Linked DNA regions of Homo sapiens: region 2 is linked to region 1. Evidence: read pairs that join two places in POLR2A ChIA-PET (ENCODE). Cell type or tissue: MCF 10A. All regions are shown on one strand. Links, peaks and the distances in the headings refer to the core of each region. The heading gives the core; the rest is flanking DNA.

Region 1 (6,195 bases), core at 757-5,756:
ATATTTAAACATTTTATTTATTATTTATTTTGAGACATAGTCTCACTCTATCGCCCAAGCTGGAGTGCAGCAATGCGACCTCGGCTCACTGCAATCCTCCAGCTCCTGGGTTCAAGCTATTCTCCTGCTTCAGCCTCCCAAGTAGCTGGGATTACCACGGCTGGCTAATTTTTGTATTTTTTTTTTTGGTAGAGATGAGGTTTTGCCATGTTGGCCAGGCTGGTCTCGAACTCCTGACCTCAGGTGATCCACCTGCCTTGGCCTCCCAAAGTGCTGGGATTACAGGCATGAGCCACTGTGCCCAGCCATATTTAAACATCTTAGGCCAGGAGTGATGGTTCATGCCTATAATCACAGCACTTTGGGAGGCTGAGGTGGGCGGATCACCTGAGGTCAGGAATTCAAGACTAGCCTGGTCAACATGGTGAAACCCCCTCTCTACTAAAAATAGAAAAATTAGACAGGCTTGGTGGCAGGCATCTGTAATCCCAGCTACTCAGGAGGCTGAGACAGGACTATCGCTTGAACCCAGGAGGTGCAGCTTGCAGTGAGCTGAGATCGCACCACTGCACTCCAGCCTGGGTGACAGAGCAAGACTCCACCTCAATAAAAAAAAAAAAAAAAAAGAATTTTAAATGCTAGATGGGAAAAAGCAAACCTTAACTCTTTTCTGGATGGTGTTCCATAAATCATACAAAGCGAATTGCAGATACCGACCTTGGGCAGCCTACCAGGAAGGTTAGATGCTAAGAGTCCCTGGTTTCAAATCCCAGCACTGCCATTGCTACCTGTAAAACTGGTCCAAGATACTGAAATTCTCTGAGACTCAGTTTTCTCATCTGAAAAACAGGGGTGACAATAACTGTCCTGACCTCGAGGTACCATCCTCAGAATTAAGAGAGAATACACGTAAAGAGTGTAGCATGGTGGGACACAAATTTTGCTTGATTCATGACAGCTGCTGTTATTAATCATATTGTTATTGATGCAGGTCCATGGATGTCGACCTGATTCCTGTGATCATGACAGAGATTTTCAAATCTAATTAATGTGTGCTACATAGGTAATTAATGGTGTTACTGATCAATTGGTTGACCTTAAAGAAGGGAGATTATCTGGGTGAGCCTGATCTAGTCAATAAGCCCCTTAAAAGCAGAGTTGGCTGGGCACGGTGGCTCATGCCTGTAATCCCTGCACTTTGGGAGGCCAAGGCAGGCGGATCACCGGAGGTCAGGAGTTCGAGACCAGCCTGGCCAACATGATGAAACCCCGGTATCTACTAAAAATATAAAAAATTAGCCAGGCTTGGTGGCACACACCTGTAATCCCAGCTACTCAGGAGGCTGAGGCAGAAGAATTGCTTGAACCTGGGAGGCAGAGGTTGCAGTGAGCTGACGTTGCTCTACTGCACTCAGCCCAGGCAACAACAGCGAAACTCCATCTCAAAAAAAATAAAAAAATAAAAAAAAAAGCAGAGTTTTCTCCAGCTGGTCCCAAAAGTAAAAGAGTCGGAGATTCAAAGCAAGAAAGGATGTGACACATCACTGCAGGTTTGAAGATGGAGGGCATTGAGACTAGAACCCGGCTGCAGCCAGCAAGGAAATGGGGACTGACCTCAGTCCTACGACCATAAGGAACTCGATTCTGCCAAAAACCTGAGCCTGGAAGCAGATTCTTCACCAGAGCCTCAAGAGCCCAGTACAGCTGCACCTTGATTTTGGACTTGTGAGACCCTAAGTAGAGAACCCAGTCAGGCCAGCCCAGACTTCCAGCCTACAGAACTGTGCATTAATCAATAGGAACTGATTAAGCCACTAAGCCTGTGATGATGTGTTATGCTGTAACAGAAACCAATATAAGCCCCACCTGGCCTCTAGTCATAATGTATAGACATTAAAAACACACCAGGTAATTATCCAAAAGGAGCAGAAGACAACTCACGCTTTCTGCATTTTCAATTCCTGGACATGTGATGCTAGAGAGCAGAGACTGATGTATTTCTTTTTTCTTTTTTTTTTTTTTTCTGAGACAGTGTCTCTCTCTGTCACCCAGGTTGGAGTGCAGTGGTGTGATCTCGGCTCACTGCCAGCTCCGCCTCCCGGGTTCACACCATTCTCCTGCCTCAGCCTCCTGAGTAGCTGGAACTACAGGCGCCCACCACGACGTCCGGCTAATGTTTTGTATTTTTAGTAGAGACGAGGTTTCACAATGTTAGCCAGGATGGTCTCGATCTCCTGACCTCGTGATCTGCCTGCCTCAGCCTCCCAAAGTGCTGGGATTACAGGCATGAGCCACCACGCCCGGCCAACTGATGTATTCCTATATCCTGGTCCTTAGCAGAGTGGGTAGTATAGAGCAGGTTCTCAATTTCATTTAACAAAGTTTCAACCTTCTGGGCAGTCAGAACTACATTGCTTACAGCTTTGGAGCTGCCCTGGCAGCCAGGTACAATTATCTGAGCAAAACCCAGCAAAGTCCTTTTTTTTTTTTTCCACCTAGAGGAAACTCCAGGCACAGGAAGTGGTTCAGACAAAGCCACCCAGCAACCAGGGTAGGTGTGTGTCCACATGCAAACGTGTCTTGCTTTGTACAACACAGCAAAGGACCATGTGCAGTGGCCCCTGCCTCAGCCCGCAGCAGCCTCCCACGGCTTAGCTAACCAGCCAAACCCTGGCATTTTGCTTGTAATTGTACCTCCCAGTAAAAAGTCCTGGTTGGAGTGGTAAAAATAGCAACTGCAACTTCCTGCAACACAGATATACCAGTTGATGCCTGAAAAGAAACCTGGTGATTCGACCTCACTCCAACTCAGCGAAATGCCTTCAAGCTGCGCTCACAATGGCAGTGGGACAGGAGCCCAGCAAAGGCAGCCGACCCACCCCCCCGCCCCAGGAGGACCCATGCAAAACCAGCTCTAGAGTGAGATGCTTCCCTTACTCTCTTAATGAAACACCCAACTCTCAGAATCAGGAGGTGTCTAATAAACGCAAAAACTGCTTTCAGCGAGGCCCCTCCCCTTTCCCTTCTCCTGCTCACTAGCTGCAGAGGTATAAAGGCAGAAGCCCTCCCTACCAAAGCCCTTTGAGGGTCCCATTGTCCCCTTGGTTACCCTCTCCCTTCCCCCTACCTACATCTGTCCCTGAGATTGTTCCAAGTAGGTCAGGCTGGCTGGGATCACAGGAGCCTCCTCTGAAGCTTGGTTCTGAGTCATCTCCAGGGCAGCAGGGGAGTCATGGCCAAACCTGGATGTTGCTTCCTGAAGGGTGGGGAGAGCCTGGCCAAAACGTCCCCAGGTACCCAGCAGTAATGAATTCCTCTGGGGCCCAGGCCATGGTCAGCAGTTCCCTGGCTCCTCTATCATGGGGCCCGATGCCTCCTGGGACCACACAGGCAAGTAAACAGGGTTTAGTCTGTGGTGGCCACTGCCCCTTTCTGGGCCTTTCTCTGGACCAGCTACGGAACTCTCTCTGTCCTCCTGGCTCATTTCTTTATTCCTGCAGACAGGTGACAGATCATTGACTAAGCCAGCCCTCTGAGAAGAGCTCTCAAGCCCAGCCAGATGGCTCTCAGCCAGGTAAGGCCCCGTGCATCTCTGGGACAATAGGCAGACACCTCCCACCTAAGGCCAGCTCCACTGCACAAGGGCAAAGTCACCCCAGCTCCTCCCCTGGATATGCTGGCTGTTTAGAAACACCTGAATTCACTCAAATGTTCCAGATATTTCCATTTCGCTAGTAAAAACCATGCCTCTTCATGTTTGCAGAGCTTTTCAGCATAAAATGAACTTTCAGGAATGTTTTCCCATGCAAAAAATACAGCAGCCTAGTGGGGGGCAGGGGCGGGCAGGGATTAAAGGGCTTCATTTCACAGATGAGTACCCAGCTGAGGTCAGGAGACCAATAAGAGGCAGAACCAGCACTCAATAAACTTTGATCTTCTGGAAAGACAAAAGTGGACTAGAATCAAAGGACAAAGCCTGAATAAACATTTTTTTTAATGGAACAATGAGATTCCACCCGCCCCCCCACCCCATCACATTAGCTAAAACTAAAAATGTGGATAACATCAAAAATTTGGGGGCTGGGCGCAGTGGCTCACGCCTGTAATCCCAGAACTTTGGGAGGCCGAGGCAGGTGGATCACCTGAGGTCAGGAGTTTGAGACCAGCCTGGCCAACATGGAGAAACCCAGTCTCTACTAAAAATACAAAATTAGCTGGGCGTGGTGGCGCTTGCCTGTAATCCCAGCTACTTGGGAGGCTGAGGCAGGAGAATCGCTTGAACCTGGGAGGCAGAGGTTGCTGTAACCTGAGATCATGCCATTGCACTCCAGCCTGGGTGACAAGAGCGAAACTCAGTCTCAAAAAAAAATTAGGTGAGTCTGTAGAGAAATGGGCATTCAGGCACTATTATTAGTGAAAGAGTAAACTGGGTAAATCTTTGCAAAGGGCATTTGGCTTTGACAATGAAAATTTAAAATAATCACACTTGCTCAGAAAGATGCATGATGAAGGACACACAAGATTTCATTGATCATACAGGGAAAATGAGGCATTACCTAAAGTCTCTCCTTAGGACACAATGAGAGGAAATGATGGTTTGGCTGCAGTGTGGAATATGACGACGCTGTGAAAAAGAGCTCCACCACACACTAAGTGGTATAAGTTGTAGAGTATTGAGTATGATTCAAATTATGTAAACACAAAATCTGCACATACAACGGAGGACTAGAAGGGTATGCACCCATCTGTGGACAGATACAAAGGAGGGGATGGACCCTCACACTGTGCTCCATCTTTTCCTATATTTTTCATTTATAAAGGAAATCCTAGCTGGGCGTGGTGGCTTGCGCCTGTAATCCCAGCTACTTGGGAGGCTGAGGCAGGAGAATTGCTTGAACCCGGGAAGCGGAGGTGAGCTGAGATCGCGCCACCGCACTGCGGCCTGGGCAATGAGAGGGAAACTAGATCTCAAAAAAAAAAAAAAAAAAAAAAGGAAATCCATTGATATATTATTTAAATCAGAGAAAAACAATAAAATGAAAGAGAACAATGTTATCCTCAGTCTCTCCCTGCACCAGAAGACTGCAGAATGTCAGGGTCTGGCACCTCTCTGTGCCTCATGATGTCTCTGTCCGCAGCCCACGCAGGCCCAGCCTTTGCACGAGCTGTGCTACCCACCTGGCAGGCCTTTCTCTGATCCTCCCACGGCTGGCTCAAATGTCACCACCCCAGAGAGGCCTTCCTTGACCCCTCTTCGGAGGGCATCCTCACTTGACCATCTTCCCACACCTCCCTGTCCACTTCCTCTGCAGCTGCATATTTTTGTCAGTCTGTTGTCTGCCTCCCTCAGCTGAATGTGGGATCAGGAGAGGGTCGGGGAGGACCTTGCCTTGTTCTCCACTGAATCCCAGAGCCCGGCAGAGAACAGATGGGGGAAAAAAATTCCCTGGACACATTTGAAATGAGGAAACCAACAGTCCACTTCCTCACCTCATCAATGAGGAAACTGAGGCAGATTCTCAACATGCCCACTATTGAGACCCTAGCGCTGTGCCATACCCGCCTGTCTGCCTCCCACATCAGACGCTGAGCTCCCAAGCAGGAGCTCTTTGAACCTGACTTTCTTTCCTCAGCTTCTAGTCCACGGCGAGCCATTCAGAAAACTAAATAAATGTTTGTTGCATGAACAAAGCTGGGTACCTTTCTCCCTCAGATTTCCAAGCCTGTGAACAACAAAAGCGTTCACAGGTTAAGGGACTTGCTGCCAAGGTCTCACAAGCCCAGCTGGCTAGGGTGCAGAACATGAACTCCGGACAATGGATGGAATCGCCATGGTTTTCTAGAAAAAGAGCTCCTCCATCTCTTGGCCCTCACTCCTCTCAGACAAATTGGCCTGGCCAACAGCAAACCTGGCTGGCAGCTTGTCCTGGAGTTTGAATGAGCACAGCTTCTCCTTATCTTAATTAGGAAATTAATTCTGCTCAGCCTAGATGGATCTGTGGTCAGCCTCTCCTTGGGGGCCCAATGGGAACAGGCAAAAAATGTAAGCAAGGCTTTTTTGTCTCCATCCTTTCCCTGCATCCTACTCCTCACCACTCGGCTGATGGTGGAAGGCTCCTCCTGGCAGAGATGGGTGGGGAGTGACACCTAAGGTGAATGTGGCCCTTGAGCTGGTGGCAGCAGGCACAGCGCTCC
Region 2 (6,195 bases), core at 711-5,710, 1.2 Mb before region 1:
GAAAAAGAATTTGATGTCAGGTGCTCAGGAGGCTGAAATAGAAGCATTGTTTGGGCCCGGGAGTTCGAGGCTGCAGTAAGCTATGATCATGCCACTGCACTCCACCCTGGGTGACAGCGACCCTATCTCAAAAACTAATAATAATTTCAAAAGAATTTGAATAATACCCCACAGAATAACATCTTTATTCACATCATTCTGCTCCCTCCCTTCCCATACTATCTGTTCTTACATATATACAAACATATGCAGAATTGTTTAAATCCTAACTTTTTTCAATTACCTTATATTTCTACTTCAATTGCCAAAATCTCTAAAGGGGTAGTTTATATTTATCTCGATTTTTTTTCCCAAGCCAGCTAATTCACCGACTTCTAGACCAGACTACCGACTACCTTCACTCAAACTCTGCCCATGAGTCTGTACTTCATGGAGCTCCCTTCTCCCTGTGTGCACCTTTCAGCCCTGATCTTCTATCCACATTTGTTTTCCCCACAATGCTCACAAATGCCTTTGGCCTGTATTTCCACCTGTACCTTCAACCTCAGTCATGTTCCCATCCACAAAACTTCTCCACCTAAGTATTAATCAGCACATCCCAAACAGAATTCAACATATCTTTCTAAAACAATATTCTCAGCACACGATTCCCTGCTTAAGGCCTTCTTATCAACAAACACACCAAATAGAAACATGCCTGTCTCAAATTCAAGACTTCTGTCCATCTGTCTTTTCTGGACAATCTTGCTTTCCATGACTTCAACACATCAACCTTCCTTCTCAAAAGAAAAGCATCCAGTGCACCCAAACACACCATGTCCAAAGTTGCTCTGGGCCTGTTCCCACATTATTTTAGGAGCCTAGAATATCTGCTTTTCACCTGTCCTAATCTGACAACTCCAAAGTCCAGTCTCCTACCTTTCTAGATTTCCCTCAAAGTTGCGGTCCCTTGTTTTTTATCTTGTGAAGGGAAAATGAAAGGGTTCATGAACTTTAGTACAATGGCTGCCTGACCTATGGAAAAGGTTTAATGTTTTCATGCAGTTTATTCCACCTAAGCTAAACTGCATAAAAACATTAAAACAGACTTTCATTCTAATTGGACAATTTTAAGAAGTATTTTACTCCCAGACTCATAAAACAAGCCTACAGCCAGGCACAGTGGCACACACCTGTAATCCCAGCACTTTGGGAGGCTGAGGTGGTGGATCACTTGAGGTCAGGAGTTCAAGACCAGCCTGGGCAACAGAGTGAGACTCAAACGCTAAAATAAAAAATAAAAATAAAATAAAATAAAATAAAATAAAATAAAAATTAGCTGGACGTGGGGCACCGGCCTGTAGTCCCAGCTACTCAGGAGGATCGCTTGAACCCAGGAGTTCAAGGTTACAGTGAGCCATGCCGGCGCTACTGCACTCCAGCCTGGGTGACAGTGAAACCCTGTCTCAAAAAACAAACAAAAGCAAGCCTACAACACTACTTTTTTAGTTCTGAAGCACTCTAAAGTACATTTTAGATTAATAATTTCCAAACCAAGAAAATGAAAGCCTAAATTAATTATAAGACCTCAAACAGAAAAAAATCTTTTAAAACAATCAATACCATGGAATTCACATACATTCTATTTGGTCAATGCAGAGACATAGATCTTTGTTCTGAAGTTCAAATTTAAATGCAAGGCTTCAGAGCCAGAAAACATCTAAAATTATACCCATGACTGACAACTGGCCTAGGCTCAATGTCTTTGGAATTTGCTCTACTAAATTTGCTACTGTTTGAATGTATTCCCTCCAAAATTCAACTGTTGCCAATGTGATGATATTAAGAGGTAGGACTTTTAAGAGGTGATTAGGCCAAGAGGGCTCCTTTCTCCTTCATGGGATTAAGGCCCTTATGAATGAGGCTTCACACATTGGACCAGCTTGCTCTCCTGCCCTTCTGCCTGCTACCATGTGAGGATAAAACAAGAAGGTCCTGAGACACCAAATGTTGATATTTTCATCTTGGATTTCCCAGACTCCAGAACTGTCAGAAAATAAATGACTGCTCTTCATAAATTACTCACTCTCTGTTATTCTGTCACAATACTATAAAACAGACTAAGACAAATTTCTTTGAATGATTTTTCAGCAAGAGACAGTTTCACTACTTCTGACAGGTAGTCTCTAAAATATTCTGAAATTCTCCTTTTATGCAAACATAAAATTTTTTAAACTCAGTAGTTTCTCTTCCAAAAAATAACCAAATACAGGTTAAGTACTGATTAGTATTAAATATAATTTTAGTGTTAAAACTTAAGAGCTTTTGTTTTCCAGAAAATAAAATCCAAGAATTCAGATAAAACAATTTGCTCAAAGGCATATCATGAGTTAGAGGTAAAGCCAGAATTTATAAATTACATTCCATTCCAAATACGATGTGCTTTCAATTATTCCATATTAATAGTTCTTTATAAAGGAGATTAGAGAATTACTCAAATGTCCAAAACAGAAGATATTTATGATATATATATATATATATTTTTTGAGACAGAGTCTTGCTCGTCACTCAGGCAGGAGTGCAGTGGCACGACCTTGGCTCACTGCAACCTCCACCTCCCGGATTCAAGCAATTCTCCTGCCTCAGCCTCCTGAGTAGCTGAGATTACATGTGCCTACCACCATGCCCGGCTAATTTTTGTACTTTTAGTAGAGACAGAGTTTCGCCATGTTGGCCAGGCTGGTCTCAAACTCCTGTCCTCAGGTGATCCACCCGCCATGGCCTCCCATAGTGCTGGGGTTACAGGCATGAGTCACCTCACCTGGCCAAAATGTTATTCTTATATAAAATACCCACTTCATCCATCTCTTCTTCTTCCTCTTCTTTTGAAGTCACTTCTTCTGTTGTCCCATTCTGAAATAGAGAAAGAATCTGCCAGAACTACACAGAACAAATATGCACCTTAGAAGACTGGTGTCATAGCTTTAGTGACAAACTCCCAACCATCTGTCACTGCAGTCCCACTACCAGAGAGCTTATTAAAGTTAAAATGTGCATTTTTAAATCCAACTTTGATTTGACAAACAACAGTTCTCAGCTTTTAAAAATGAAACAATTTTGAACAATTCAACTTAATGAATGCCTTAGGAATAAAGAAAAGCAATCAGTCAAATATAAAGCAAAACTGAAAAAAATTTTAAAACATAATCTAATTTAAAATAAGAAAACATTTTATTTGTACGGCTATGTGCATAAGATCAAAGGATTATTTTGTTTAAAATAAATACACCAAACTATCAATTCCTCAAAACAGCTACATTTTTAACTTTGAAAAGCCTGAATCATTACATAAATTCAATTTCCTTACATTTTAAGAGGTCAGATGTGTTACTTATAATAGACACTTCCCAAAACTAAGAGTATGAATTGATTACCACCTCACTATAAAGCAAATTGTCTTTTTAAAAACATGTAATTTACTATCAAATATCTCTCTACAAGACACAATTTACCAATTAACACAAATTACAATTATCAAGTTCAGAAATTAATCTAATGAATTTTTAGGAGGGGCCTTCGTACCCAGTTTGGGCAAAGGTCAAAAGGCAAGCTTCCTGGCCAGGACACAGTATATAAATACATCTTTAACCATAAAGGCCAGTTCAGGTTAGAACCCAGAATATGTAAAAGATCAAGAAACTAGGATCCAGAAATGAAGACCAACAAAGGTCTCAGCAGTATCTAAGCAGCAGCTTCCAAAATGTAATTCACCCCTTCTTCATTTCCCTAAATTCTTATATTCCAAAGCCAATTATTCTGGGTATCTAAAGAATATATACCTAGCCTCAAAGTCCCAAAGAATTTGGTTGCATCAGTGGTTGAAAGAGCATTTTTGCAGAAGAATCTGTTTTGCAAAAGCTCTCTGAGGTGATTCTCACATGCATCTGGGTCTGTCACCACTAGCCCAGTTACTAGCCTTAATTTTACACGAGATAGCTGAGCCCCTACCCCATCAAAAAGGGGAAGTAATTTAATCAAAACAAAAAGTGAGTTAGGGCTGTGAAATCCTAAGATTAATTTCATTTCAAGATGTGACCTGGTCCTCTTTCTAAAACCCCACTGAAATGACAGAACTTTATAAAAGAGAGTAAGTCGGCTGCAGCAGCAGCAAAACAACAAATACAAAAAGAATACCCTTAGTGAACCAAAACTATAAGGACATGCTAGAAGATACAAAGCAGATGAAATCAGACTGCTGGGCGCGAGAAAGCCACAAACACAATCCAAATAATGGAGGGGCCACTTCTGTTTGAAGGATCAAACATTCTTCACTGTACTGTCCCAACTATAGTTGGTAAGGATCACTCTGGTAATAGGAAGCCTGTCTTGATGGTCTCTCACTATCAGTGTCAAAACCAGAGAGAAAAGACAGAATGCTTTTTCAATGTAACTCAATGCAGCATCAAAATCTTATAACAGGCTCTGCCTCTTCCTTTAAGCTCAAAATCTGGAAAGCTCACCAACCAGCACCTCCCCACCCTCATGCCACAGGAAGAGCACAGGTCTGCCAACAAGGAGGGGGAGGCCACAGCAGAAAAGAGTGACAATTCTGAAGACACTCATAACAACTCATACTGATCAAAGGTATACCTCACCTATAAATGAACAGATAACCATGTATCATCAGAGAGTTGAAGAAAATTAGCAACCTGAAAGGAAGGTGCCAAGTCAAAGAAGCACGAATGACCTGAAGCACTGCTAATGAAGGAAATAAGCAGAATTTTAAAACCTAATTGGAATCTTTAGCAGTAATTGAGAAGATACTGTATCCACAAAATACAAAACAGATTACTATGCAAAAGACAATTCTAGGAGGTAAAAATAAGACCTCTAAACCAAAAAAGAAAACAAAACAAAACACCAGTTGCAGAAGGGCCAGGACACAATGGACATGACTCAGCAAAACATTAAGGTGGCTCACATCTGTAATCCCAGCACTTTGAGAGATCAAGGCAGGCAGATCACAAGGTCAGCAGATCGAGACCATCCTGGCTAACATGGTGAAACCCTATCTCTACTAATAATACAAAATTTAGCTGGGCATGGTGGTACATGCCTGTAGTCCCAGCTACTCAGGAGGCTGAGGCAGGAGTATCATTTGAACCTGAGAGGTGAAGGTTGCAGTGATCCAAGATAGCACCACTGCACTCCAGCCTGGGTGACAGAGTGAGACTCTGTTTCAAAAAAAAAAAAAAAAGTAAAACCCCCACACTTTACAGTTACACAGAAAATCATACTAACTATCAGAAAGAACTAAGAATCAGATAGGCATCAGACTTTTCATCTACAACAATATCAGAACATAAAAGTATAAAGACCTGGAAAGAAACTCAATTATGATCTCAGAATTCTATATCTAGCTCCCTCAAGACAGGAAGCATATCTGTGTATGTTTGCCTCTGGATTCTCCACACCGATATGGATGGAGTACTTTATACAGAGTCAAATATTTGTTGAACAAATGATAACAGACAGCAAGTGCACAGAACACACTCCATACACATCCCCACAAACCCTTTCTAGGAAAAAAAAAACCCAGGATATTATTCAGGGATATACTTGAGGGGCAGGGAGCAGGAGACATAATACAAGAAGAGCAATAAGCAAAGGCAACAGTAACACCAATAGTGAAGTCTAAATGATTGCTGAAAATCTCACTGAAAGGTCACAGGCCATATTCTCTGACCATATTGATGCACTAAAAATACCTCAAAAGCCACCTGAAAATGCTTTTTAAATTTTTTTGTTCTAGATAACTCTTGGGTAAAAGAAGAAATTGATCCTCATGCCTCAGTCATCCAACTCCTAAGTATGAGCCCCAGAGAAATGCTGGCACAAGGGTACCATGAAATACAGACAAGAATGACCATAGCAGCAATCGCTGTTCCTAATAACACTGGAAACCACCCACATGTCTGTATCTAGTCAAGGGGATAAATGGTATGGTGTATTCAAACAATGGAGTAAATACAGCAATGCAAAAGAACTATAGCTACACACAATAGGAACAAATTTCACACACAACGTTGAGCACAACAAAGATATGAAAAAATACATATACTATGATTTTCAAAAGCCCAAATAATAGGCAACACTACACTGTATTGTTGAAGGATGCATATATGAGTGATAACACTAGAGAAACATAAGGCAAGA

What was found. ChIA-PET counts read pairs that join two places held together with the same protein. Peaks named below come from ENCODE experiments on the same cell type or tissue, not always from the same donor. Only the 100,000 strongest peaks of a DNase experiment are listed, where the experiment ranks them.
Region 2: POLR2A ChIA-PET joins it to region 1 with 5 read pairs; 2 of 35 experiments call an interaction of 5 or more read pairs at or near these places.

The regions. Positions count from the first base shown.
Region 1 is chr15:85,783,087-85,789,281 of GRCh38, forward strand. All of the region lies in intron 1 of KLHL25 (kelch like family member 25), which reads right to left. Among named protein-coding and RNA genes, the nearest start is that of KLHL25, 8.7 kb to the right of the region's middle. RefSeq lists an enhancer at 5,763-6,195. In MCF 10A, for the core only: no CTCF peak of the experiment used is centred there; DNase peaks (open chromatin) are centred at 2,675 and 3,205.
Region 2 is chr15:84,543,386-84,549,580 of GRCh38, forward strand. It overlaps the pseudogene UBE2Q2P1. Among named protein-coding and RNA genes, the nearest start is that of LINC00933, 24 kb to the right of the region's middle. In MCF 10A, for the core only: no CTCF peak of the experiment used is centred there; no DNase peak of the experiment used is centred there.